Regions from separate parts of the Homo sapiens genome. Here region 2 is linked to region 1. Evidence: read pairs that join two places in POLR2A ChIA-PET (ENCODE). Cell type or tissue: HCT116. All regions are shown on one strand. Each heading gives the region's core, and the rest is flanking DNA. Links, peaks and the distances in the headings are about the cores only. Region 1 overlaps LRMDA (leucine rich melanocyte differentiation associated). Region 2 overlaps LRMDA (leucine rich melanocyte differentiation associated).

Region 1 (11,923 bases), core at 1,091-3,590:
GCGACAACACAGCTAGCAGTGGCAGTACCGGGAATCAGATTTGTACCTATGGTTGTTTCTACTCCGACAGCTTCCAGTACCACACATACACTTATTTATTTATGAATGAATGATAAGGTCTTGCTCTGTTGCCCAGGCTGACATGCAGTAGCGCAATCATAGCTCACTGCAGCCTTGAACTCCTGAGCTCAGGCAGTCTTCCTGCCTCAGCCTCCTGAGTAGCTGGGAATACAGGTGTGCACCACTGTGCCCAGCTCAGTATTACAAATTTAAAATCGAGGATCTCCCACCCCTGGCTAGGGGTAGGCATCAAAAAATAATCTCCTCAACATCTGACTGTTGACAAACTCATCATCTCCAGAAATGCCCTGGGAGCCAGAGAGTCCCAACGCAAAGTGAAACCTGCAGTCTTCTGCAGTTTGGTTATTTTCTGCAGCTTCGGCTTGGAGGGATTGGGTGTGTACATAGGTGGGGACCCCTTCCAGACACTCTCCTTTCCCTTTCTAGTTTCTTCTCCGTAGGGGTCTTTAACTTGTTATATTTTCATTTGCCTGGTAATGGTGTCCCTTCCTGTTATTCCACACAGGGTGGAGGTCTTAGGGTACAAATTATAGAAAATAGAGAAATTATAAGTTTGAATCTTTGTTCCTCAATGCAGTCTAAGTCAAGGTAATTGACTAAATGCAATGGTGTTCTGGATATGCTCTTGCTTCTGTGCCATTTAAGATCTATTAATCTCTGTATCCCGTCTCCCTTTTGCTGAAGAAGCAAACTATTTTTGGTTTGGCTCTTCTGGCCTTGAATCTTACATTAGGTGGTCCTGTGCTCTAAGAAGCTTCCTGACATCCTGAGAGGTAATGTCTTCCCTCAGAAGCACTTCTTAAGTCTTTTTTCTAGTTTCAAGCATTGCTTGCAATGTCTGGCAGTGGCTGCTTGCTGCTTTTAAGCCTTTTCCAGCTGATTTGAGCCCTTCAGCCTGGTCGGCTTAACTCACATCTCTAAAAGCTTCTACTTTACCACAGGAGTTATCTAAGCATGCAGATTACTTATCGAGTTGGTTCTCATGCTAAACTTTTGAGACTTGGTCTTCACATTTGAGAACAGTGAGAACAACTTGTATTTTTCTTAGTCTTCCTGGGATGTTGTATAGTTAAGACCATGTACTGAAACAGGCTGCTGACAGTCTCATCAGATGTTGTGAGTGATCCAAATGCTTTATGATAGCTCTCCTTGGTGCTCCTGTTTCCTTTGAATGGAATTCCTACAGAAGAAAAAGGGAAGCAAATATCCCTCTCTTTTCCCAGGCTCTAACACTCTTCTTGGGTCCTCAGTGTAGCACCGTGGGAGAAGTTCTTGCCCTTTCAGCTCAGAAGACTCATTTTGAAGCCAAAACATGATGATAGATGCACCACTGGCATTTGCTGATCAAGAAAACTCATGTCTGCCTGGTATGGTGGCTTGTATCTGCAATTCCAGCTATTTTAGGAGGCTGAGGCGAGGGGATTGTTTGAGTTCAGAGTTTGAGATCAGCCTGAGCAACACAGTGAAACCCCATCTCTTTAAAAAAAAAAAAAAAAAAGAGAGAGAGAAATCTCACACCCACACATGGATTTGTAAGCACTCCATGGCCCCCAAGTTGGAAGTCCTTATTTATGGCATAGGACTTGATCTGGGCTCTATCACTAAGAAGCTGTATTGTGCTGGGCAGGGCTCTGGAGTCTTAGTTTCCTTGTATAAAACATCAGAAGTTTTGACAAACTGGGTGTCTATTAGATTTAGTCCTTGGCCATTCTAAGAGGAAAGAGCCCAGTTTCTGCATCTAAAACTCAACGTCTCTGCTATATATATCACAGAGGTCTTGACTGATAATATGTGCAAGACAGTAGTGCAGGCTGGGGTGAATGGGATGGATTTTCTGGTGAGCGCCATGGACCTGGGGTTCATTGTGAACGTACAATACAGAAGAAGCTGCTGAATTTTTTTTTTTTTTTGAGACAAGTCTGGCTCTGTCGCCCAGGCTGGAGTGCAGTGGTGCAATCTCGGCTCACTGCAAGCTCCGCCTCCAGGGTTCACACCATTCTCCTACCCTAGCCTCCTGAGTAGCTGGGACTACAGGCACTCCCCACCATGCCCGGCTAATATTTTTTGTATTTTTAGTAGAGATGGGGTTTCACCATGTTAGTCAGGATGGTGTCGATCCCCTGACCTCATGATCCTCCCACCTCGGCTTCCCAAAGTGCTGGGACTACAGGCATGAGCCACCGCGCCTGGCCAAGAAGCTGCTGACTGAGCAGAGATCCTGAGGGAAATCGAAGTCCCCAGATAGAATAGGGCCTTATAGCCACAGTCTCTCTTTGGCATATGATTTCTGTCTCAGCTTGGAAGCAGAACTTAATTTATTACACAAGGAACTGTGAAGAAAGATGGACCCCAGGTAGAAAGAGGAGAGATTGCTAGATTGAACTTAGAGTCCTTTATTTTTTAGCCTATATCTTCTTGAGTCAAAATTACTTTATTGGAGTCAGCTATTTTTCTATCCTTTCTCCTTATTTTCTCTCCTCCTAGAATGAAGTTACTGAAGGAGAGTGGATATAGGATATTGCATTGTCAGCAGTTTGTCCTCATTGGATAGGAGAAGGTTGAGAGATGACTGGAGATGTTGAGGGTGTCAGGGTTCAGTGCAGCTTGTATTAGGTTGCACCATGTAAAAGAGCTATTTTGTGGTTCTAAAATGGTTGGATATTGGTAGTTCACATAGTTGAACCTAATATCTGAGGATGTAAGATGGCCACCATAGTCTTGTTTCCCATGAGGAAACACCCTCCTGGGGAGTCTCTCTCTCTCTCATTCTAAGAGATCTTTGTCTATATGTGTGGAAGAATGTGATTTGTAGGGAAACCAGAAGAAGGTTATAGCCGTGTCTTGGGCTTGAATTTCAAGCTGGGGGTTGAGCATGTTGTATTTTAGGGAAACAGCATGCATTGTGGCCCACTGGTCAACTCGGCCTCATGGGTTTATTTTATGGTTTGAGGATTAGTTGCCAATCTGCCCACAGAGTGCTGTCTGTAAAAATGGGTTCCAAAAACTGGGTGATTAGGGTAGTGAGAAAGTCCACTGACCTTCTCACAGGTTCTGGAATCAGTTCAGATTCAGTTCAGTTCAGCTTTTTAATATTTGGGCACATACAGGTACTTAATAATAAATAATCTGTAATAAATAGAAGAATGCCCAAAGAAACAGCTTTGTGCACAGAGTGGGATTGACTGCCAAAGGGCCTCTGGAGGAGGGACATTCAGGAGCCCCGGACACACATTGTTGCCCTGTTGCCTTCAAATCAGCTTTGTTTGGGTGTGGAGGGCATTTTGTACACAGTGGCAACTGGATGGGATTTGTGGTCTGGGGAGGTTTTCTTTTCCAACCCTATTTGTTCCAGCACCCTGAAGGTTGGATGCTGGTAAGTGCATCTGCTGTGTCTTTTATGAGGTAATGTGCATACCAGGGTACTGGAGGGCAGTGGAGGAGAGGGAGAAGAAGGGGCAGAGGAGCAACTGTTGCAAAAGCCCCTGAGTGAGAGGGCGATTGTTGCGGTTATATCAATGTGCCCTGATATTCAGGTTTCTTTTGGACACCTGAATCTGGCCAATTTTAGTCCAATTTCCATTGTCCTGGGATTAGTCTTCATCATGTTAACTGCACCAGGAAAGGGGAGCTGTTGGTGGAGTCCTTGGAGCCCCCAAAGCTGATTTGATCAGGGAAACAGTCACAAGTGTGGCCTTTTTGTGTGTGAGAAACATGTGTTTCAAGTTGCAGAAGCAATCATTGGATCAGTAATTTCAGGGTTGGGAGCAGCTGGGTGATTTCCATTTGCCACATTGTTTCTGTTCCATTTAATTTCCAGGTGTCCTACATAGGCCAGGACTGCAGAGAAATTCCAGAGCACCTTGGCAGGGACTGTGGACATTTCGCAAAGAGGCTTGATCTGAGCTTTAACCTTCTGAGGTATGTAACCTTCACAAGATGTAGGCCAGGCCTGGGAGGCCCAGTCCTCCTGGGTACTTTAGGGCCAAGCAGATAAAAGTCAAATGTTCCAACTCCACATGGGTTGTCCTTTTATTCAGCAGAAGGCTCTGAGATGCGTGGAATCACACCCCAAAGGTTTCACTGTGTCCGGTGATTCCTTGGCTGCCTTTTTTTGTGCTGCTGAAGAGGCAGGCAGCATATTGAGCCTCATCCATTTCACACGAGTTCCTATGAGAGAGCCGTCATATTTTCACTGTGTTCTTTTCATTTCTCACGGATACCTGTGCAGACAGGTCAGAATACTCTTGGGGAAGGAATGAGATGAAGCCTGCAAGAGTGTTTTGGGGTGTCTAGGTGTGCTTTCTTAGGATAAACACATGTCCCAAAACATTCGTCGAGTCACAGGTAGGGTGTGTGTATGTGTGTGTTCTCTTTCTTTTGTCTTTTTATGAATGGGAGCTTTAAATATTTGTGATGATAATTTCTCCCGGATGGTGTTTCAAAGCAATTTAAATACTGCTGGTGTGGAGTGGGTGGGAGGAAAACTCTCTGACAACTGTTCCAGTCTTGGCAAAGGTAAGTGTGATCTTGTATATTATTCCAGTGGAGAATACAGGCAGTTATTTCCTTTCTCCCTAAAAGGTTATGCCTTGCGCCTGGTTTGGGGGCTTGGAGGAAAGAAGTAAGAGGTACTTGGAAAGCAGGTGTCAGTGGGATAAGAGCAGGGGTCAGGCAGGACGATTGCTTTTCCTCCTAACAAGCTGGTGCCACCCAGGGCTTTTTCCTCCATGCCCTCCTTGAGAGCTGTGCTGCCCTCTGAGTGGGACAGACTGTCCTGGGGTCAAAGGAGAGATAAGAACCTGAATTCCATTCCAGGGCCCAAGCACTTTCCTGCTTCTAGGCCTTGGAGTCTTCATTTCCCACAGCTGAGTCAGGATACTTGGGAATTAGGAATTTGTAATTGGAAAATGGAACACAACTCTGGAAAATGAACACAACTCAGGGTAATAAGGCACGAGAGGTGGAAGAGGATTTGTTTGAGGTCAGCCAGCGGAACTCCTTGGATGCTGCTCGGGAGCACATGGCCACACAGAGCTGTGTTGTTTCCAGGAAAGGGGCACCCTGAGGGTTGTAGTGGATGGAGAGTGGCCGCTGTCTGTGTATTCTTCCTTACTCCCAAAGGGTTTGTGTGCATCTGGGGAGAGGTGGAAACTGACAAGTTGTAAAGTAGTACACAGGGATGAGAGGAAGCCAAATAAATACATGCTGACTCTAGAGAAATGAAGGATGTGTTTTTTGTTCCAGTACCTAAGGAGAGGACCGAGTGCGTGGCCTTGAGTGCTCCAGCTTCCCAGAGCAGACTTAGGCAAAAGGCTTCCTTTCCTGGGCATGGAAGGAGTTCCTCCTGTGTGACCAGCCCCCAGGGGCTCAGGGCACTGGAGCTTGGGTTGTGGTTGCCCTGAGTAGTTAGTGGGAGCCGGATGTGGATTTGAGGAGGCTGGACCCCGTGAGGGAGCATCAGTGCATGTGGATCATGGGACTGGGCTATTGGGTTTGAGGAAACACAGCCATCTTTGTGATGTCCAGGGGCCCTGCCTTTCTTTGGGAGAGGAGGTACTGGACCTTGGGAGGTGTGTATGTGTGGCAAGAAGGGGCTGTTGGCTCTGAGGGGCTGGATCTATATGGATTTATTGTAGGAAATGACACATACTAGATGCAGGAAAATTTCGTAAGGGGGTGGCTGAAAAGTGGATTCAGAGGGAGAGCACTGAAGATTTGTATTTTCCTTTGTTGAGAGGAGAGACATTTCTGTAGTGTTGAGTTTGAGTTGGTTTCACATCTGGTCAGGAGCCTGTTCTTGTCCGTGTTGTGGTCAGTGTGTGAACTCCACACTGGACAGTAGCTGAGTTTGGGCAGGGATGAGGAGTGGAGGGGTGAGGTCTAAGGTTCAGAAAAAGTTTGTGTTTAAGAACTTGGTTACACTGGAGTCAGTTGCAGACCAGAATGGAGAAAAGCACTCCTGACTTGAGTTGGGTGTGCTTGGGACTGGATCACCTTTGACCTTCTTTATTTACCTAATTGGAGGGAAGAGCAGGGGAGGCAACACTATTTCTCTTGGGTGTTAGAAGAAGATTCGAGCTTATTTGGGCACTGGTCTCTATCTTTGCCTTCAGCTGAATCAACATCTAAGATGTTTTAGATGCTTAGCTAATTCCTCTTAAAAAAAGAATAAGCAGAGGCCGGACGTGGTGGCTCATAGCTGTAATCCCAGCAGTTTGGGAGGCCAAGGCGGGCAAATCACCTGAGGTCAGGAGTTCAAGACCAGCTTGGCCAACATGGTGAAATCCTGTCTCTACTAAAAATGCAAAAAATTAGCTAGGCATGGTGGTGGGTGCCTGTAATCCCAGCCACTTGGGAGGCTGAGGCAGGAGAATTGCTTGAACCTGGGAGGTAGAGGTTGCAGTGAGCTGAGATCGTGCCATTGTACTCCAGCCTGGGCAACAAGGGTGAAACTGTCTCAAAAAAGAAAGAAAGAAAGAGAAAAAAGAATAAACAGGAGAGGGGGAAAATAGGGAGAAGAGAAGAGACAGGAGATTCTAAACTTACCTTCCAAATGAGTGGGGATGGAGTGGATGACCCAAGCTCTCTAGGCTTCAGGGATCATGATATCCAAATGAAATATTGTAAATCCACATCCCATGTTCTATAGAAAGTTTCTACCTAGGCCCCTCTGCCCCTCACTATATCCGTGGGATTGCAGGGAGCATGTTTCCCAGTCAGGCTGCCCTGCACCCGGCACACCGCAGCTCCCTGACCATCTTTCGGCTCTGTTGTCTGCTATTCTTCCTCTTGAGCAGCCTGCCTGGCCCCACTCTGGACACACCCTTCATTTCTCCAAAGCCCAACACCATGTTATTATGTATTGACTTGTACTGCCAGCTGAAGGTGTAGTGAAGAGGGCTGGGTGGTAATTGTGGCACACAGCAGGAGATAAGGTTGAGATAGCACTGTTTCTGGAAATTTTTTGGGTTCTCCTTGCCACAGAGAATTTCTCCCTGGCAGTGCTTCTAATTAGGGTCAGGCCTCCTGCATGTGACTAATGCCTCTTTCTCCCAGGCCCTTTCTCTCTTTTCCATGCCACTTACCATCTTTCCAGAGCTATCCTCAGAAGCACAAAATTCTTCCTTTGTTATATATAAAAAAATTAACCCTTTCCTCTACTTTTAGAATATCTCTACAGGCTTTCTTTCTTTTTTTTTTTCCTCCAAAGAGTTATATCAGGATATTGCCTTAAACAGAGCAATACCTTGATAAATAAAAACTTTGCACTCCTCTAGGTTGCAAGATCAGCTGCAGTCCATTTGTGTTTTAGGGCAAAGTTTACTTTTAGGCAAGGAGTTCTGTTTATTCAGTTTTTATATAGCTAATACAGGCACATGGCACAACCTTTAGAAGGAGCAAATATGCAGTGAGAAGAAAGTCTCATTTACACCATGTCCTTTAGCCTCCCAGTTTCCCTTTGCACAGCTAAGTATTGTTACTCAGTTTTTGTGTCATCTTCCAGAGATATTCCATGCATATACTAACATATGATTTTTAAATTTTTTCCAACTTTATTGAGGCATAATTGACAGCTAAAAGTTGTATCTGTAGCATACAACATGATGTTCTGATACATGCATACATTGTGAGATGATTACTGAGCTGAAGCTAATTAACATATCCCTTACTTCACACAGTTCCCTTTTTTGTATGAAGAGAACATGAATGATCTATTGTCTTAGCAGATTTCAAGTATACAATACAGTAATATTAACTATAGCCACCATGCTGTACATTACATTATGTTTAAGTTCTTGATCTATTTTGAGTTGATTTTTGTATATGATCTGAGAAAAGGGATCAATTGTTTTGTATATGGTGTGAGATAAGAGATCAGTTTTTTCTTCCACATATGGATATCCAGTTTTTCTAACACCATTTATTGAAGAGACTGTTCTTTCCCCTTTGTGTGTTCTTGACACCTTTGTTGAAGGTCAATTGACTGTCAATGCAGATTTATTTCTGGGCTCTCTATTTTATTCCGTTGGTCTATATGTCTGTTTTTATGTCGGTATGTATTGTTTTGATAATTATAGCTTTGTAGTATGTTTTGAAGTCAGGTAGTGTGATGCCTCTAGCTTTGTTCTTTTTGCTCAAGATTGCTCTATTTGGAGTCTTTTGTGTCACATGAAATTTAGGATTTTTTTTTCTATTTCTGTGAAAAATGCCATTGGAATTTTGATAAGGAGTGCATTGAAACTGTTGATTGCTTTAGGTCATATGGGATATCTTCCTTTATGTGTGTATCCTTCAGTTTCTTTCATCAATGTTTTGTAGTTTTCATTGTACAGCTCTTTTACCTCTTTGGTTAAATTTATAGGAATAAATTTTATTCCTATAAAATATTTTATTTTTTCATGTTATTGTAAATGGGATTAAGTTTTTTGGATAATTCTTTGTTGGTGTATAGGGATGCAGCTGATTTTTGTGTGTTGATTTTGTATCCTGCAACTTTACTGAATTTGTTTATTCTAACAGTTTTTTGGTGTAGTCTTCATGGTTTTCTATGTATAAGATCATGTCATCTGCAAACAGAGACAATTTTACTTCCTCCTTTCCAATTTAAATGCCTCCTATTTCTTTTTTTGCCAAATTGCTCTGGCTAGGACTTCTATTACCATACTGAATGGAAATGGTGAGAGTGGGCATCCTTATTCCTGATCTTAGAGGAAAAGTTTTCAATTTGTTTCTGTTGAGTGTGATGTTAGCTGTGGGCTTGTCATATATGGCCTTTATTATGTTGAGGTAGATTCATTCTATACTTAATTTGTTGAGAGTTTTTATTATGAAAGGATGTTGAATTTTATCAAATGCTTTTTCTGTTAATATGGTATCCTTTATTCTGTTAATGTGGTATATATTATATATCAATAAATGTGGTATATCACATTTATTGATTGCGTATGTTAAACTATCCTTGCATTCCAGGGATAAATCCCACTTGATGATGGTGCATGATTCTTTTAATGTGCTGTTGAATTTGGTTTGCTGATTGTGTTGAGTATTTTTGCTTGTATGTTCATCAGGGATATTGGCTTGCAGTGTCCTTGTCTGGCTTTGGTATCAGGACAATGTTGGTCTTGTTAAGTACGTTTGAAAGTGTTCCCTACTCTCCAATTTTTTGTAAGTGTTTGAGAAGGATTGATGTTAATTCTTTAAATGTTTGATAAAATTCACTAGTGAAGCCATCAGGTCCTGGACTTTTCTTTGTTGGGAGATTTTTGATTATTTATTTAATCTCCCTATTATTGATCTGCTTGGGTGAATTTTTTTATGTGGCTGGATTTGTATTTACTGCTTGCCAAGATGTTAGTTAAAAGAAAGGCACCAGGTTTCAACCACTCATATAAGGAACATCCTTCTTTGTTGTCTTGTCATTCATTCTTATCCATCCACAATCATTGTTAATTTCATTCATAAAAGAGATAGTTCTGCTGATTCTACTATGGCCACCTGTTTATGCTGGAAAGGAGGGTAGTTATGAACTTATAAGTTCTGGACTTTTGTTTGAAGTTACTGTATGTATTTTTTTTCTTCTCATTATACGTCAGAGTCTTCTTTCCTGCATTAACTATGGCAAATCCACTTCTGTGTTAGTTGGATTGTCCAACAGTAAACTGGTGACCTCTCCATGTAGAAGGTCATGGATTTCAGGCTGTATTGTTTTTGTGACTCTTTTCTGGGGGAGAATTAAAGTTACTGGAGCCAGTGTGTACCCTGTCACGTTAGAAATTGGAAATGGAAGCAAGAAAACAGGCCCAAATGAAATTTCTGGCTCCCTTAAAAGGCTCACACGTTCCTCTTTTCTGCTTTTTCAGCCTGGATCTGATTCTTCCTGCTGTGATCAGCCAGGAACCAAGTCAGCCATAGTGACTGTGAACTGGATTGAGTTCTCTGGACTCAATTCTCAGGGTCAGGGTCTTGCCATCCACCTTGGAATGAGGATAGAGGGTTTAGGGAGCTGATCAGGTAACAGGCAGGGGGCATGACATTTTGTCCCTTGAAATTGAATGCATTAGTGAATGTGAGTCCAATGTCTAGTGTGAAATTGTATTTAAGATCTTTATTTTTTAAGATAATTTTTATAAGAGTAACAGTAATTAATATAGAAATATTGGAAAACCCAGAGAAAGTATGGAGGAAACCATCTTCCTCTGAAGTCACTGATAATCTTACCAACCAGAAATCACCATTGTTATCATTGTATTGTCTTCCTAGTCTTTTACAATGCCAAATACTTTAAAAAATGATGCCATTGTTTACATTGTGTTGGAAGCATTTCCCCATCTCAATAAATACTTTACTGCGTTACAATGTTTTTTTAAGACAGGGTCTCACTCTGTCACCCAGGCTGGAATGCAGTGGAACGATCATGACTCACTGCAACTCAACCTCAACCTCCCAGGCTCAAACGATCCTCCCACCTCAGCCCCTTGAGTAGCTGGGACTATAGGTGTGCACCACCACCATGCCTGGCTAATTTTGTTGTTGTTGTTGTTAAATTTTGTAGAGGTGGGATCTCCCTATGTTTCCCAGGCTGGTCTTGAACTGCTGGGCTGAAGTGATCCTCTAACCTCAGCCAAAGTGCTGGGATTACAGGCATGAGCCACCATGCCCAGCCTGTATCACAATTGTTAAAGGTTTCTCAAGTCTTTCCTTAGTGTTGGACATTTAGTTTGTTTTTTTTTTCCAAATTTCTACTATTATAAATAGCTCTAATATAAATATCTTTGTAATACTCATTAATGAGTATGTCTCTGATTAGCTGCTTTGACAAATTTCTAGACAAAATAGGGCAGCTTTGGTACAGATGTCAGATTACCCTCTGGAGAGGTGATACCAGTTTCTTCTTCCAAGAGTATTTGAATGTCCATGGTCCCAAATTCTTCCTTGAGCTTGCTCATATTTTACCTTTCCTTTGTTAATTAGTAAAGATAATTCTGTGCTTTAGCCGGGTTGGTTCCTTAATCTGCTCAATGCAAAGAGGACATTTTAATGAACTGTTCCAGCTTTTTAGTTTCCCATCTCCCCTGATTGGGGCAGGGCAGAGTTCTCCTTGGTGGCCCCATTCCCCTCCCCCAGGGGCCCTGAGTGGGCTGCCTGCTTAGCTTGTTGAACACAGCAGGCAGAGCAGAGCTCCCATGGCAAACAGTGATAAATATTCCCATGTCAACCTGGCAATAAAAGCGAGAGGGTTTAATTGATCTATGGCAACAGGAAGCTTATGTTTTAAAAATTAAATTCTTTGCAGCTGCATCTTATTTTGCATCACTCTGATAAATGCATGGGCTGGAGAATTGCTTAGCAGAAAGTTTCTTAGGTAGAGCTTGCTTGTTGCTTCCTTGGCTTTGGCCGGGATGAGGGTAAAGGGCTTTGGAGTTTGGGAAACTTCAGAAAAGAAACAGTGGCCTTGCCCTTTCTCCCCTGCTGCAGGCAATGAGGCAGACACCTGGAATACTGTCAGAGCTGCTTTGAGGACAGACACACCATACTTTCTGTGTCTCTGTTATGAACTGCTAGACAGAGCTGGGCTGTTAACTTGCTGCTCTGTTGGGAAGATGGGCAGTGTAATGAAAAGAACCAAGGCTTTGGGGTTGGACCATCCTGGCTTGAAACCCTGCTTCTGTCACTCACCTGTTGGTTAACTGACTGTGGGCTAATTGCGGAAGTGTTGAGTGCTGTGTGTAATGTGCCTTCTAAATTACCTGGCATATAATGGGTCTTTAGTAAACATAGCGCTTAGAAGATGGTGCTAGTGAGGCTAAGAGCCTGGGCTTGACCCTCCATGAGGGCCATTTCA
Region 2 (15,902 bases), core at 5,045-7,544, 62 kb after region 1:
AGAAAGACTTGTTCTCCTCTAGAATTTATTAATTTTGAGCCTTATTCTCTTTTATGTAGTGTGACTTTGACTATAAATCCACAAGCAAAGTCACAGTCAAACCACAGTTTAAGTTTTGAAGATTTATTGTTAAAATTTGCTCTCCCCCTAATGCTTTTATTATTTTCTCTTCTGTTCCCTGCCCATGGTGTGGGTTACAGTTAATGTTATCTACATATGTCTATAAATACCAAAAATATTTTTGATACAATGTGCATTTAATCAACTTTTTGTTACTGTTATACCATTTGTGTGGAGGAAAATTGTTTCTGTCTTAATGTTCTATTGAAGTGCCTTTGGAGTGATGATATCATAATCACTTTAATACATTTAAAAGCTTCAAGGCTTAGCATTTATTGAACAAAGCTCATTGAAGGAATATAACGGATGTCTTGAGGCTTTCCGCTGCTGTAAAAGGGACAGTATTGTTCATGGCCTCGGTAAAAGAAAATCTGAATTTTTATTTTACTTTGCACTGCATTGCAATTATATTTTAAAAGCTCTTCAAGCACAACTAACAAAGGGGCTGTTTTTATGAATTGTTATATTTGCATATCTCGGGGCTGACTGCTGTGAGTTTAAGATTAATAATGGACAGCAATTTAAAACTTTATCACCAAAATCCAACCTCGAGATCCTAAAATATGGCTTTCCCTTCCTGGATATCCTTGGAGAACAAGTTTTCCTAGGTTGGGAAGTGAGCGGAATTCTTACAAGTTTTGGCTCTTTGGGATCTCCGTGAAGAGAGAGCCATAGAGGGTTGAGATTGGGTGTGTGTGTGTGTGTGTGTGTGTGTGTGTGTGTGTGTGTGAAGTCCATGAAATCAGAGTGGGAAAATGGCATATGGGAAGCCGAGGGAGCCCCCACAGTCCTTGTGGGTTGAAGGTATGTTCTCTCAATCCCTGGACTGACACACAGGATGGGCCACCACGCTCTGAAGCTACCCTTCTGAAGAGTGCTAGGGAGAAGCTGTGACTGTTGGAGGTGTAATGGAAGATACCCCGTCATTCTCTTGGTTGAGATGGTTAAGTCACATCCTTAAAATTTGGCACCTCCTGGAACACTGGCCTCATCTTCCCTGCTGTTGGGTAACTGCTGACTGTGGCCTTGGAATTACATGTGTGGTGAGACATCCCCATGGGTGCAGGCTTGGTCTTGGAAATTATTTCAAGGAAGCTTTCTTTATCCCACTCAGTCATAACTCCGGGGAGAAGAGTGCCTGGAAAGACTAGTCACAGTTTCCTATTTCTTATTCCCCATCATCTAATTAGGTAGCTCCTGGTCTTGACTCTCCGTGACTGACTTGTCTGAAATTTACGTGTGTGTGTGTGTGTGTGTGTAAATTATTATTATTTTTTAGAGACAGGGTCTCACTGTATTGCCCAGGCTGGTCTCAAACTCCTGGGCTCAAGTGATCCTCCCACCTTGGCCTCCTGAAGTGTTGGGATTACAGGCGTCAGCCACCACGCCCAGCCAAATTTACTTGTTTAAAGCATCAATTCTCTCTCTAAATTTTCCTTAAGTGAAAATAGGCATTGTAAAGTTCATATGCTATGAAGTGGGGCTGCTGAGGCCTAATTAATGATGAATCCATGTTTCTTTCCGCCTAATGCTCTGAACAGGTGAATTTGCTTGAAATGATGGCTTTGATTTAGTAGCCTGAAAATAGTGGTCTTTTACTTCTTGTCTTTAGAGATATGGTGGCTGTTACCTTTGGTAATCAATCCTTTCTAATCTGGGTAGTTGGGGCTAGTTAGAGACCAGAGCTGTGATTAGGGTGTGGTGGTTTCCACTAGCGGTTGTTGAAACAACTTCCTAAAGAGATGTTATTTATGTATTCACCCATCCACTTCTCTGTATCAGTTAGAATTAGGTTCAATTGCATAGGATAGATAACTCCAGTTACCAGCCGCTAAAACAAGGTTTATGTTTGTTCCTTTTTTTTTTTTTTTTTTTTTTGTTGCCCAGGCTGGAGTACAGTGGTGTGATCTCACTCACTGCAAACTCCGCCTCCTGGGTTCAAGAGATTCTCATGCCTCAGCCTCTGGAGTAGATGGGATTACAGGTGTGTGTCACCACACCGGGCTAATTTTTGTATTTTTAGTAGAGATGGGGTTTCGCCATGTTGGCCAGGCTGGTCTTGAACTTCTGGCCTCAAGTGATCCACCCACCTTGGCCTCCCAGAGTGCTAGGATTACAGGCGTGAGCCACCGTGCCTGGCCTGTTTGTTTCTTTCTCATGTAAAAGAGGCCTAGAGGCTGACAGCCTAGGGCTGATAGGCTCCTTCCAGCTTTCTACTCTGCTGTCTCTAGGGTATGGGATCTTGAACTAATCATGGTCCAGGATGGCAACTAGAAGTCCAGCCATCATGTCCACATTCCAGGCTGGCAGCAGGAAGAAAGGCAGAAAGAAGGACATTTGCTCTTGCCTTTTAAGGAGTCTTTTTAGAAATCTTATGTAGCCGTCCAGATGTAAGGCCACACCTAGCTGCAAAGGAGGCAGAGAATTGCAGTCTTTTACCTGGGTGGCAATGTGCCCTGCTAAAATTTGAGGTTCTTTTCCTGAGGGAGAAGGGGAGAATGGATATTGGGGTAGGCCACCTGTAGATTCTGCCTATCAATTCATTCATCTATTGTATCCTGTCTCTCTCTTTCTGTCTCCTTCTCCCTCTCTCCCTCCCTCCCTTCTGTTTTCCAAGCTGTAGTTGAAATGCCCCTCCCTAGTTCTATATATTTCTCAGACAGGCCTTTTATGGTTTTTTTTTTCTTCCCCTTTCAAGGTTTCCCTTGATGTTTGTTTTAACCTGCTTTTATCGATATTAAGATGGTGGGCATGGAGGGGACCATTTTTTGAGTGCCAAGTCTTCATTTCTCCTCTGCATAACATTTTCATGCAGCTAAAACATCAAGGCCTGCCGTACAGAGGAAAAAGTGACCAAACAGCTGGGAATGGTTCTTGGAAGCCTCTGAGCTTTTTGCCCTTCATTGGATCATGACTGTCACTTATCTCTAGAAACTTCCCTCCCCTTCTTGCCTGCGGGCAGCTGGGCCAAAGGGCAACCCCTTTGAGATCCAGAGTCCTGCCACTTATGGGGATGAATACACTTTACCTCATAGAAGTCCCTGGAATCCAAAAGTCAAGGCCAGTGTCATGCATCCACCCTCCTGTGAACAGACTAACTTTAAAGAATTCTCAGATAGAAGATGAAGGCAATGCCTCGGGGTGGCTGGATTTTTATAGTTCCAGCTGTTGCAAACCCAGGTGGTGCTGCTTGTGGTGGTCCCCAAGCTCTAGGAAAGACAGGCCCTTCCACTGAGCAAAAAGGTGCTTTGAGGCAGGATGATGTTGCAGATGACATTGCTGTGTCCCTTCTTACAAGTCAGCCCATCTGCTCTCTGTCCTTTGGCAGCAGTGGAGTTTTCCAAATCAGGAATTGGGACGTGTAATCTGATGAGTTGTGCTACCTCTGAAGACAAAGGGTAGTCTGAGCAGATAATGTTTGCATTCTGGAATGTTTGTACCTCTGGGTCATTTTGAGCACTTTTACAGTTAGTGAGACAATATTTGAAATCCAGGAGTTTTAAACAGAGATCTAGGAACTATGATTGTGGTACATGAAATTTTTGCTTAAAGAGGCTTTGAAGAGATTGGACTTTGGAGGTCTAGAGACCTGGGTTCAAATCCTCTTGCTAGATGACTTTTGGGGGATAATTTATTTGAGGCTCAGTGGTTTTTTAAAAAATCTATAAAACAGAGCTAGTGAGATATAATTCAATGGAGAATGAAATTAAATGAGAACACATGTAAAGTGCTTAGCACATAGTAGGTCCTCAACAAAAGTTAATTTCTCTTGTAAGCAATCACTATGCTAAGTGCTTAGTAAATGTTTCGTTTGTTTTATGTTCAAAAACTTGAAAACTTGAGCAATAGTCTATATCTTAATTTTGTTTTATTTTACATTTAATAACCCTCATCTTTTTGTGCATGGCTAGAGATGTTTTTCAGGAACACAGGATTATTTTTCAAGCAGCCCCCTTTTCCCTTTATGTGAGATGGGTATACCATGAGAAGGCGCTTTTACAACTAGAAACACAGGTGGTTTCTAAATTGGAAGCATGAACTGACCTAGCATACTTTCGGAAGTGCAGTTGAAGAGGACTTCAAGCTGTACTTTGAGCCTTTCTGGGCCATAGATCTCTGAGAATCTTAACAGAGCTATGGACCCACTTCTCAGAAAAATGCACGTATGTTTATACATAAGGTGTATGCACATATGTATATACATGAGGGGTCTATACACATATGTGTATACATGAGGGGTATATACACATATGTGTATATATGACCTGTGGACCCCACCCCCTGCCCTCTCCCCTCAGGAATCCTAGATTAAGAACTCCTGGCCTAGCTTTTTTTTTTTCTTTTCTTTAAAGGGATTTAGAGATTGACAGAGAATGAAGAAAAGGGAATGAAAGACATATGCATGGGTGGGGAAGGGTGACTGGGAGAGTTGGCCACACCCAGAACAAAGCAGGTGGTTGAGATAGTGATGAGATGATAAAATCATGCTACATGTCAGGGTGGCATTCACAGCTCCATGGTTTCCAAGATGTCAAGAATAGAAAGATCCAGTTTTTTTTTAACTCTAATATTTTTAATGAAAAATTTCTATCATACAGAAAAGTTTGAAGGATTGTATAGTGGACACATGGATATGCCCACTATTGAGATTCTTCCATTGACATTTGTTCTGCTTGCTTTATTTCACCTCTAGCCATCCATCAATCCATCTTGCTTTTTTCACGCATTTCATAGTAAGTTACAGACATCAGTATCCCTCACCCTGAACACTCAGCATGCCTATCATTTTCTAGAGTTCGATATTTTTTTTTTTTGAGAAATGCATGAACCCTAAATGTACCATTCTGTGAGTTTTGATAAATACACGCACCTGTGTAATCCAAACCCTATCAAAGTGTAGATCCTGATTTCAACCTAGAAAGTTGTCTTATGTCCCTTCCTAGCTAATTCCTGCTCCCTCCCCTCCATAGGCAATTGCTCTTTTTTTTTTTCTTTTCCACCATGGCTTAATTTTGCCTGTTTTACGACTTCACACAATTAAGATCATATAGTATATATTTTTGTGTACGTGAGGCTTCTTTCATCAGCACAGTGCATTTGAAATTTATTCCTGTTGTATGTACCAGTAGTTTGGTTCTTCTTGTTGTTGAATCCTGTTGAATGTCACTTAAGCTGTTTCCAGATTTTAGGTATTAAGCTGCTGTGAACACATATACAAGCCTTTGTTTGTATATATATATTTTCACTTCTCTTGAGCAAATACATGAGAGTGGAACTACTGGGTCCTAGGGGAGATGCACGTTTAGTTTTAATAAGAATTTTCCAGTTTTCCCCAAAGCGGCTGTTTCCTTTTCACTTCCACCAACAAAGTATTGAAGTTCTGGTTGCTCCGTGTCCTCACCAACATTTGGTGTTGTCAGTCTTTTTCATTGTAGGCATTCTGTTGGGTGTATGATGACGTCTCGTTGTGGTTTTAATTTGCCTGTGGTGCTCCAATATGACATTTTCCTTGGTCCCTAAGTCCCCTTTGATCTCAGAGGCATTATCTCTGTACTTAGGGAATGTGTGGGAATAGCTAGTCAAAATCTTATGGGGCTATAAAACTTTCTGCAGCTTTTTTTTCCCCCTTTTAAGTTCTGTATGGCAGGAAAATGCTTGAGAGTGTCCGTGTCCATATAGATACCCACAGTCACTTGTGATATTGTGGCTGCAGGAAGGGTGCTCCACGGACTAGGCAAGGATAGCTGTATTCTGGGAGCTGGGAGCTCCACCTCCCAGATGGAGCGACGTGTGTGTGTGCACGAGTGTTTGCGTGTGCATGCGTGCGTGTGTGTGCATCAAGTCCCTTGACATTTAAGGAGTTTGGTGAGTCAGCAGCTGGAACCTTGCATCCAGCCCTGTGTCACAACATTATCAGAGACTTGGGGAAACTGGATGGAGTTCAGAGAGGAGCGGCTAGTATGATTAAAGGGCTTGGAAGGATTAAGGGATTGATTTATGAGGAAAGATGAAAGGAATTTAATGTGTGCTGCTTGACTAAGTGGGTACACCATAATAGCCTGCAAATATCTGAAGGGTATAAACACTGGAGAGGGAGAGGAATTAGCACAGGGTGAGGAAACTGATCCAGGAATAATGGGGGAATATAAAGGGGAGGGGAGGATGGGGTGAGTTGGCAAAGTATTAGCAGGGGTTTGGCCTTCCACGAATCCTCTCCGTCTCAGAAGCCTAAAGGGGGAGTGAGTTGGTTTTGGGAGGATGAACTGGAGGAGACGCTGTGGGTGGAGAAAAAGCAGGTGGAAAGAGGGTATGTGTTTGAGTGCCTACTGTGTGCAGGACCAGGTGAGAAGGTGCTGATCTGGATGCACAGGCTGGGAACCTGGAGGCAGGAGGGAAGGGCGGTGGTGGAGAATGAGGTGATGGAGACAGCCTGGAGCCTGGAATCTAGACACCCTCTGAAATTCCTCCTCCTCCTGGTCGTTTTTCCAGATTGATGAAAGAGGTGCTGACGCTTCTGTGTTGCATCCCAGCTTGCTTGAGATGTGCAGTTTCTAACTCAAAAGTCTTCTAGCTTTCCAGTTATTTTCCTGTCCCTGCTTCCTAAAATACAGCTATCCTTGCCTAGTCCGTGGAATTCATCTCTCCCTGCCTGTGTATCTTTTCCAGGTTTGTGGGTCTGTGATTGGGGAACAATATGTGGACTAGTGAAGAGAGGATGGGAAGTGAAGCCAAGCTGCCTGGAGTGAGGGTCTGGCTTCGTACTCCCCAGCGGGATGAGCAGGCCCAGGTGCTTACTCTCTGGGCCTTGACTGTCTTTTCTGAAAAATGGAGATGATAATAGCACTTTACTTCACAGAACTGTCCTGAAGTTTACATGAAGTAAGGGGTGTGCAGTGCTTAGCATAGTGCCTGGCAAAAAGCAAATGCTCAATAACTGCTGGCTACTGTGGTTATAATTAAAGCCACAATCGGGGCTATGATTCTCCCAGTACCAAAACTTGGGCTGGGAGTTGGCCTGAGCAGTGCCTTCGGTGTGTAGACAGCCTCCTCTGACACAGTGTGTGGGGAGGTGCTCACAATAGCATTGGGGTGGTCATAGGAGGGGTTGTTTTCATCTCAGTAGGAGGCAGTGATGGGTAACACTGCTTTCTCCCCTAAGGTACCAAGGTGTCTAGAGCCAAGGTCTGGAGACCAGATCCCCAGGTTTGGCTGGAAGAAGAAACTTGGTTCCTTCCCCTTCTGAGCTCCGGCCTGATTCAATGAAAAGATAGTTGAGCTGAGAGCCAGGAAACCTAGATTAACTTCTGTTTTCCAACACCTCATTTCCTCATCGGTTGAGAAAAGGGAGGAGGGGTTTAAATCAGTGTTTTCTACACTTTTTTTTCCTGCTAAGCAATAGAGCCCTTTAGTTGAGTGATGTGTTATGTGGAACCCTAATATGTCAAATAGCCCCACACTGAGCTGCTTCTGACTGAGGTAGGGGGCTGGAGACCATCCTGATTGAACCCCTGTTGCTCCTTACAGGAGTCTTCCAGTGACACCCAGACCTTTCTGAAACACTGCTAATACACATGCACACACACACAACTGAGCCCTTCTAATGGTAACTCTTTTTCTGATGACCACTAAGATAAATTGTGGGCCTACCTTCGCTAAGTGCTTTGCATCTGTCAGATAATAATATTCTCAGAATTTTATCATAGGGTGAAGAATATTATTATCTCTGCTCTACAGAAGAAACTGAGGCTGAGGAGTCAAGCAAGGGTCTCATAGCTGAGAAGTGACAGATGATCTCTTAAGAATTCTTTCAGCTCTGAAATAGTCAAATTCAGTTTCTACAACAGGTATTCAAGTGATATAGTAGATATGCAGTAAATACTTAGTAATCTGAGTATATTAGTCCGTTTTCACACTGCTACAAAAAAAGATGCTACCTGAGACTGGGTAATTTATAAAGGAAAGGGGTTTGATTGACTTATAGTTCTGCATGGCTAGGGAGGCCTCAGGAAACTTACAATCATGGCAGAAGGGGAAGCAGGCACGTTTTACATGGTGGCAGGAGGGAGAGAGTGTACGAAGGGGGAAGAGCCCTATATAAAACTGTCAGATCTTGTGAGAACTCACTCACTATCATGAGAACAGCATGGGGGAAAGCCACCCCTATGATCCAATCACCTCCCACCAGGTCCCTCGCTCGATTACAGTTCGAGATGAGATTTGGTGGGGACACAGACCTAAAGCCTATCCAAATCTGTTTATTTGGATAGCAGGCTTCCCCAACTCCAGAATGGAATTCTGCAACCTGTTGTCAGTCTCCTGGACAGATTCTCAAGTCTCTTCTTTGCATGTTGTCTCTGCTTCAAGACACAGACTTTCCCATTGCAGGTGTCAGTCATTTATGACATCTCTGAAGGAATGCAAGTCTAGGCTTTAGCTACCACAAAGTGTGCCTTCTGGGATACTTCAGAGAATCAGGGTGTTGGGATACTGTTTTGTTTTAAAATGCCTTTTTTTTTCCCACCTATTACCCCAGTAGGAGTCAGTTTACTCTGTTTTAATCAATGATAATAGTCCTGAATATGTACAATTCTTTCTTTGGTATTTTTAATTGGTAGTTTCAGACAAGGGAGTAGATGACAACTTGTTCCATTAAAAGGAATTCATATTTATACTCTTATAAAATGTGTTCCCAGTTGCTCCCACACTTTCCTGGTGTGTGTTTAAATGATTCTTTTTCTTCTTACTGTTAACTGACCTAAGATGTCTGTAAAAGTATTGGATTCCTTGTGCATCCTGTCTATTGAAAGAGAGGCCAGAAGGAGCAAGAAAGGCAGGTGGTGTGGGCCTGTTTATAGACGTGGAATGAGGTCATCTTGTGAATGTTTGCTGGTGGCTTTTCCATATTGAGGGCTTTCTATGGTGAAATTTTTATCCTAATTTTGATTCAATAACCCAATGGAGAGAATATAAACCAAATATTAACTATAACCAGAGTCCAGAATAATCAAGAGGGTATATCTGCACTACAAATATACATAACCGAAATAGGTCTCAGACCAGATGCTAATGACATTTGAATTATTCTTTTAGTCAGGGAAGATATTGCTATTTAAAACTGCTCCCAGGTCTTAGTGACTTAACGTGATCCAAGTCTATTTATTGCTTTCTTTATTTTTTCTTTTAGAGATAGAGTCTCACTATGTTGCCCAAGCTGGTCTTGAACTCCTGGCCTCAAGTGATCCTCCCACCTCAGTCTCCCAAAGTGCTGGGGTTACAGACATGAGCCACTGTACCCAGCCTGTTTGTGCTGTCTTAAATGAAAGTAGAGTGTGTGTGAAGTGCAGGGAGGTCAGGAGGGGAACTGTGTGTCCTGCCATCATTCAGGGGCCCAGGCTGTGTTCCTCTTGTGGCTCTGCTCTCCCCTCTTTCTTTGGAGCTGTCTCAGTTCTGGTGAGTGGGGAAAGAGATCATGGAGAAGGCATGCCACTCTTAACTGTCTTAGCCCAAAAGTCACACACCTCATTTTCTTTCACATTTCATTGGTAAGCCTGTTCCTGAAAGGAGGCTGGGAAATTAAGTCCAACTGCGTGCCCAGGAAGCTGAGGAGGACAGCAGCAGCACAGGGGTGAGCCCTGTGGCTTCTGCAACACTGACTGTTGTTCATGATCTATTTCACCATTTCCCTGTTGTTGGGCACAGTTTGGGAGAGGATTATTGTTGACCCAACCAGTCCAGAGAACAAGTTATATACCTTTTTGCCTTTTAGATTTTTTTTTTTTATTGATCTCTGAGTTGAATTAATGGGGCCAATCCTAAGGGCCTCTGTTTACTCTTATACAGAGAAGAGGAACAGCCCTAGCTAAATCACCAGTGTTTCTTTGGGAAGAATCTGGTACAATAAATGTCTTCGGGAATGACTCGTGTCAGGTTCACCTCTAGCTGATCCTGGCCTCAGGGCCTGGTTGGCCCTTGAACTCAGGCAGGTGCAAGTATGGGCTTAAGTTTACTCTTGCTGTTTCTTCCAAAGGGTTCAGAGGCCTCCTGAGGCACTAGTGGGTACACACTTCTTTCTCTTTATTTTATATTTGTTTATTTTTAACTTTTATTTTAGGTTTGGGGTACACGTGCAGGTTTGTTATATAGGTAAACCTCCATGTCATGGAAGTTTTGCAGGCACACTTCTCCTCCTTCTTGCCCTGACTGGTGCTGTTCTTCCCTGTCCAGTCCTGCAGTCCCCAGGTAGAGGCAACCTTTTCTTCTCTTTCCTGTGTGGCCTGAAAACCCCCTGCACAGCCCACACCACCCTGTGACCCACAGCAACACCTATTTGTATCATTTGCTTCCCTTCTCACACTGAACCTGAGACTCAAAACACTGAAGCACCTGTGGTAGGGTGAGATGGCAACAGGTGCATGAAGCCTTTTTAATGCTCACCATGTAAAAGTGCAAAAGCCAGGCAGGGACTGCATTCTCTAGGGAATGTCCATTTTGGACATGAGGCTGCCCACTGTTAGTTGATAGCCTGTTTTTTTTTTTTTTATTATTACAGGTACTGCAGTTGTGCTTGCCTTCTTTAAAAAATAAGTTTGCACATGAATGTGAAGCCAGCTGACTTTTAGGGAAATTTCATTGGCTTCTTCTAGAACACTGCATTATGCAGTTTGGGTGTTGTGGCTTCTCATGCTGGAGACTGTTGCTGCTGTATGTGTGTGCAGGGCAGGGGTGGTGGTGGATGTTTAAAGGAAAAATATGGGGATTCAAATGACATTAGGCCTGTGGACTCAGACATTTAGGGGGAACTTGGCCACAGCCCCCATGATTTAGTTTTCTTGCTTTATAATTGGTCATGAATCTGGTATGCCCTATTTTCCATTAGGCTAATAAAATATTAGTGTTATAAACCATGACTATTGGTTTATAGAAGTTGCAATCCCTTTGTCACCCTCTGTTACCTTGGTTTAGAATCAGTTTGTTAGAGCATTAACCACCTTCTGGTTTGCATCAAGGTGGCTGTCTAATGGGTCATTAAGTACTAGTGATACTCAGTTCCTCTGGGATTTTTTTTGATATTACAGTAGTTATATTGGGAATAAAGTATATAAGAAACTACACTCGCACAGTAGGTTGTCTTTATGGGGGAAGAACCTGAGAGAGGGAGAACAGATGGGATATTTATTCCATATTCAGTTGTGAGAGTCTTGGCTTCATTTGGAAAGGTCAACAATCTGGAAGTGTAAGGGTATTTGATTAGCCACATACCAGATAATAAGGGGTATTAATGAAGCATAAGGAATTGAAGATATCAGGGCCATCCATTCATTCATTTGTGTGTTAGGTCATTTATTTATTAATCCCATTTTTTTTTTTTTTTTGAGACAGGGTCTCACTCTACCACTCAGGCTCTGGAGTGCAGTGGTACAATCACGGCTCACTGCAGCCTTGACCTTCCTGGGCTCAGGTGATCCTCCCACCTCAACCTCCTGAGTAGTGCCTGGGTAATGTTTGTATTATTTTTGTAGAGATGGAGTTTCACCATGTTGCCTAGGCTGGTCTCCAACTCCTGGGCGTAAGCAATCCACCTGCCTTGGCCTCCTGAAGTGCTGGGGTTATAGGCGTGAGCCACGGCACCCCATATTTGTTGAGTGCCTCTATGTGCCATGCATTATGCTGGGTGCTAGGGATTCAGGAGGGAGCTCAACACAAGAATGTCCCTACCCTTGCTGAGCTTTCAGTTGTGAGTGGGGTTTGGGGGGATGGGGCAGGGAGGAAGTGGCATGAATCAACTAAATGTAAAATCCACTTCATATTTTATTAGATTAATGGAAAAATAAGTCATATCAAAGGTTTGGCCAGTAACAAATGGAGATATTGTAAGACAGCCTCATAGGATAAATGCATGTAATAACGTCTGTAGTAATAGGGGGGAGTCATCTTCTCTAAGCAGGGTATTAGGTTAAGATCTGAAGGATAGGTAGGACTTATCTCAACAAGGAGGGGAGGAAAAAGCATTCTAGGCAGTGGTAACAGCATGTGCAAAGGCCTTGTGGGAGGAGAAAGCATTAGGAACTAGTAGAAGGTTGGTATGGAGTGTGGCATAAGAGGGGTAGGTAGGGATTACCACGCTGAGCCTTGTAAGGTGTGTATAAAGATTTTTACTGTTACCCTAAGAACAGTGGGAAACATTGGCAATTTAAATCAGGGGACTTTTATCAGATTTGTGTCTAGAAAAAAATCACTCTGGCTACAGAGTGGATAAATGGATTGGGGGAGGTCAGAGTAGGTGTAGGTAGATCATGTCATCCTTGGCTGTTGCAGTGAGATGGAGTACAGAGGGCAAGTTTGAGTGATTGATACAGATTAACATCAGAAGAACTAGGTGAGAGATAGGTTATGGGAAAGAGAGGAAGGAGTCCAGGATCACACCTGAGTGCCTGGCTTGGAAATGGGATGAATAAGGGTTGTTTTAGTTATGACACAGGTTTGGCTGTTAAAACAGGACTCAAGAGTAGCTAACAAGAGAGAAATGGATTGCTCTCATCTCAGTCCAAGTGTAAGCACTCCAGGGCTGATCTGGTGGTCTCATGGCATTGTACTTCTAGAATCCTTCTGTTTTATTGCTCTGCCATCTCTAGACCATTGTCCTTAGCATGGTTATAGCTGGCTCACTAGTATGTTCACATTCTAGATTTTTCCCTTCAAGGTCACCACCCAGAAGTTGCTTACATCCCAAGGGTCAGAACTGAGTCTCATGGCCACACATAGTTGTAGATAATCAGGGGACAGCCAGCAATCTCTACCACAGTGGCACAGTCACTAAACAGAAAACGTGGAACAGGACCAGTTGGCAGGAGAAGAGCAGGAGCAAGGGTTAGATGTTCATTTTGTGCTGTTTAGATCCTTACAGTCTCTCCTGCATCCCATCTCAGCTCCCTTGACTTCCCTCCATGAACCCTTTATTCTACCACTTCATGTACTTGCTGCACTCATGGACCCCCCATATTCTTCCTGCCTGGAATGCCCTTCTTTCATGTTTCCCTGACCAGCTGATTCCTACCCTTTGCTTAAAGCTGTCCCTGATCCCTCCACCCCTACTCCAGCTGCTCCTTTAGGTGAATTTTTAACACTTATTGCCCCTGTCACCACATGGTGTAATGACAGCAGTTCTCATGCTGATGGTGTGTCTCATGCTGAATTATTTAACTTTCCAAGTTACTATTGTGTGTCTCAGTTTCATTCAACACATGTTTATTAAGAGTCTACTATGGGCCATATTAACTCTCCTCCTCCATCCCTCTTGTAGTAGCACCTAAAATACAAACACAGAGCCTTTAAGGCTTATTAGTTTCATAGTGAGAAAACCTGCGGTGAACTTAGTGTTTGGCTGACCCCTGGGAGTCGTTTGGAGCTGTTTTCAGGGCAGAAGTCAATGAACCATAAGTAGAACAAGCTAAAATAAACCTCTGGTTTTTCATTTCTTAGTAGTACTCCCACTAATCCTGTCCTGCTTTACCTTTCTGATTACAACCAGGCTGAGTGACCCCAAACATAGACTCTCAGGATAAGATGGACATGGCATTACGCAGGTGTGATGGGGAATAGGAGGGCATTCTGAGAGGACTTAGAGAAAAGAGAACACATTTGTTCCACTTCCTGCCACTCCCCTGTCTGATTTCTCTAAGTCACTGAGTGGAGAATGGCCTGAACTGGCAGCAAAGCTGGGATTTCCAAACCAACTAACAGTTCTGCCTTTTTACCCTGTGCTTATTATTTTTTGATTTCTTAAAAAATCAATCATTCATTTATTTTTTTCATTCATTTCTGTTGTTTTTTTTTGGTGTCTTATAGCAGATCAGTGAGATGTGGTCCCTGCCCTGTAGGAGCTCATGGGCCAGTGGCGAGAGCAAACCATGAAACTCTCCATCTACTTGGTGATAAACCAATCATGGTCCCCAATTGGGTTGGTTGTAGGCTTGGTGGAGAGACATGGACCATGCTTTAAAAGTCCCATGTATCCCCTGTAGAGTTCAGCGCCATGTTGGTCCCTTGGCCGGTGCCCAGTGACCATGATGATTGATTTCACTGACTGCTATGTCTTTCCCCATGGAAATCTTGGTGCCTGGTGTCTTGGAGTGTGAAAGCAGAGATTCTTTCAGGTTTCCTGGCACGAGGGGGTTGTTGTGGGAGGTTCTCTCTTCACCCTTAGTGAAAGTGCTTTGGAAACCTGAGCCAGAAGCAATGGCAGAGGAAGTTCCTGGTGTGAGGAGCTTGGATGCTGGCTGCCTTTCCCCCATTTAGCTCTCTTGGGGCCCTTGGGGAGAGTTGTGCTGTGGTTGGGTGAGTGCGTGTTTGGGGATGTGGGTGGGTCTTGCCTGGTCTCTCAAACCCAGATGCTCATTCAGGTGCAAAATTCAGTGTTTGCTCAGCAGTGTACAAGCCTTGTGTTCTGGCATCTTTTTTTTTTTTTTCCTGGTGACATCTGTTGTACAGGGAGTGACTCTCCCTCGGTAAATGGTGTATTGTCAGTTCCTCCACTCCAGCGTACAACCAACAAAACAGGATGGCACTGCTTGGAGAAAGATGGCTGGCTGGAAGCATCACAAAATGGCACTACAGCCTATTGGGGGCGACCCTGGAGTGTCACAGGGGTACCCCAGCAAGGGCAGGAGCTCTCCTGAAGCAGCTTCTTCATGCCTCCTGGCTGCTTTTGTGCCATCATTTTCCAGATTCTTTTCTTAATCATGAATTAGCTGAGTTTTCAAGGTACCAAAAAGCCCAGCTAGGTGAAAGGAAGTAGAGAAAGGGCCTCTGATATGGTGTCCCAATGAGTTTTTTCACTTAAAGGGTCATGTTGAAGTCACCCAGAGAGACAGGCAGGGAACCTCACTTGGGTAAATAAGCAATGGAGTGAAAGATTGAAAAATGTGGTCTGAATTTTTTACTCGCATTGTTTCGGAGCCAGTTCCTATTCTGTCACTTCTCTCTGTGCCCCACCCTACCCTTCTTAATGACTTATTTGTACTGGAAAGCAAACTATTAATCACAAACAGAATAGCTCTGTAACTTCCAAACAAACACAGAATAGTTCTAGGGACTGTGAAAAAGCCAAACCCTTGGCAGAGATTTGGAAATGTGTTTCTTTTATATATATTTTAGAAATGCCACCATTTGTCCTTAGGCACAGAAGGTTCCCTTTAATTAGCGGTGAATTTCCTATTTCCCTTTTCTTCCTGAGGCATCTATAAAGCCCTGGCCTAGTAAAAGGCAGGTACACAGCTCTCAATTGAGCCCTATTGATGTGCTAGTATAGTTTTAATTGTGTTGAGATTTCCTTGCCAAAGTGACACATGCAGAAGCATTTTAAAAACGTATAGGGTTCGTAACTCTTTCGCTGTCTAGAGCTCTTGAATTATGAATGTCTCTTCTGCTGCCTGTTCAGTTCTTCTGAATCTGTAAAATTACTTTAATAACCTGTGTGGGGGTAATGTTAATATGTTTGCTCAGTAGTGTGAATTTATTAGCATTCCTACCCCACTTCAGGGAGCTGGCTTGGCCCTTTTGATACAAGCCCTTGGTTGCAAGAAGAGGCAAATTATGGTGGTGTTTTTTTCCCCCCCTCTCCCTTCCACCATTAGCAATCATTCTGTTGCACAGAGTACGTGATAAATCAACCACAGGAGAGTCAGATTTGCCATAACATGACATTACCTATCAGCTTGTCAGGTCTGAGTTGACTCTCAGCCTTTTGGGCTGTATATTTCTTCAAAGTCTAGTGCCAGTTTCTT

What was found. Peaks named below come from ENCODE experiments on the same cell type or tissue, not always from the same donor. Only the 100,000 strongest peaks of a DNase experiment are listed, where the experiment ranks them.
Region 2: POLR2A ChIA-PET joins it to region 1 with 5 read pairs; 6 of 35 experiments call an interaction of 5 or more read pairs at or near these places.

The regions. Positions count from the first base shown.
Region 1 is chr10:75,434,496-75,446,418 of GRCh38, forward strand. LRMDA (leucine rich melanocyte differentiation associated) reads left to right here. Exons shown (of 7, transcript NM_001305581.2): 2 at 3,899-3,999. Among named protein-coding and RNA genes, the nearest start is that of LRMDA, 8.8 kb to the left of the region's middle. In HCT116, for the core only: no CTCF peak of the experiment used is centred there; no DNase peak of the experiment used is centred there.
Region 2 is chr10:75,492,540-75,508,441 of GRCh38, forward strand. All of the region lies in intron 2 of LRMDA (leucine rich melanocyte differentiation associated), which reads left to right. Among named protein-coding and RNA genes, the nearest start is that of MIR606, 52 kb to the right of the region's middle. In HCT116, for the core only: no CTCF peak of the experiment used is centred there; DNase peaks (open chromatin) are centred at 5,610 and 6,032; H3K4me3 peaks cover 993 bases.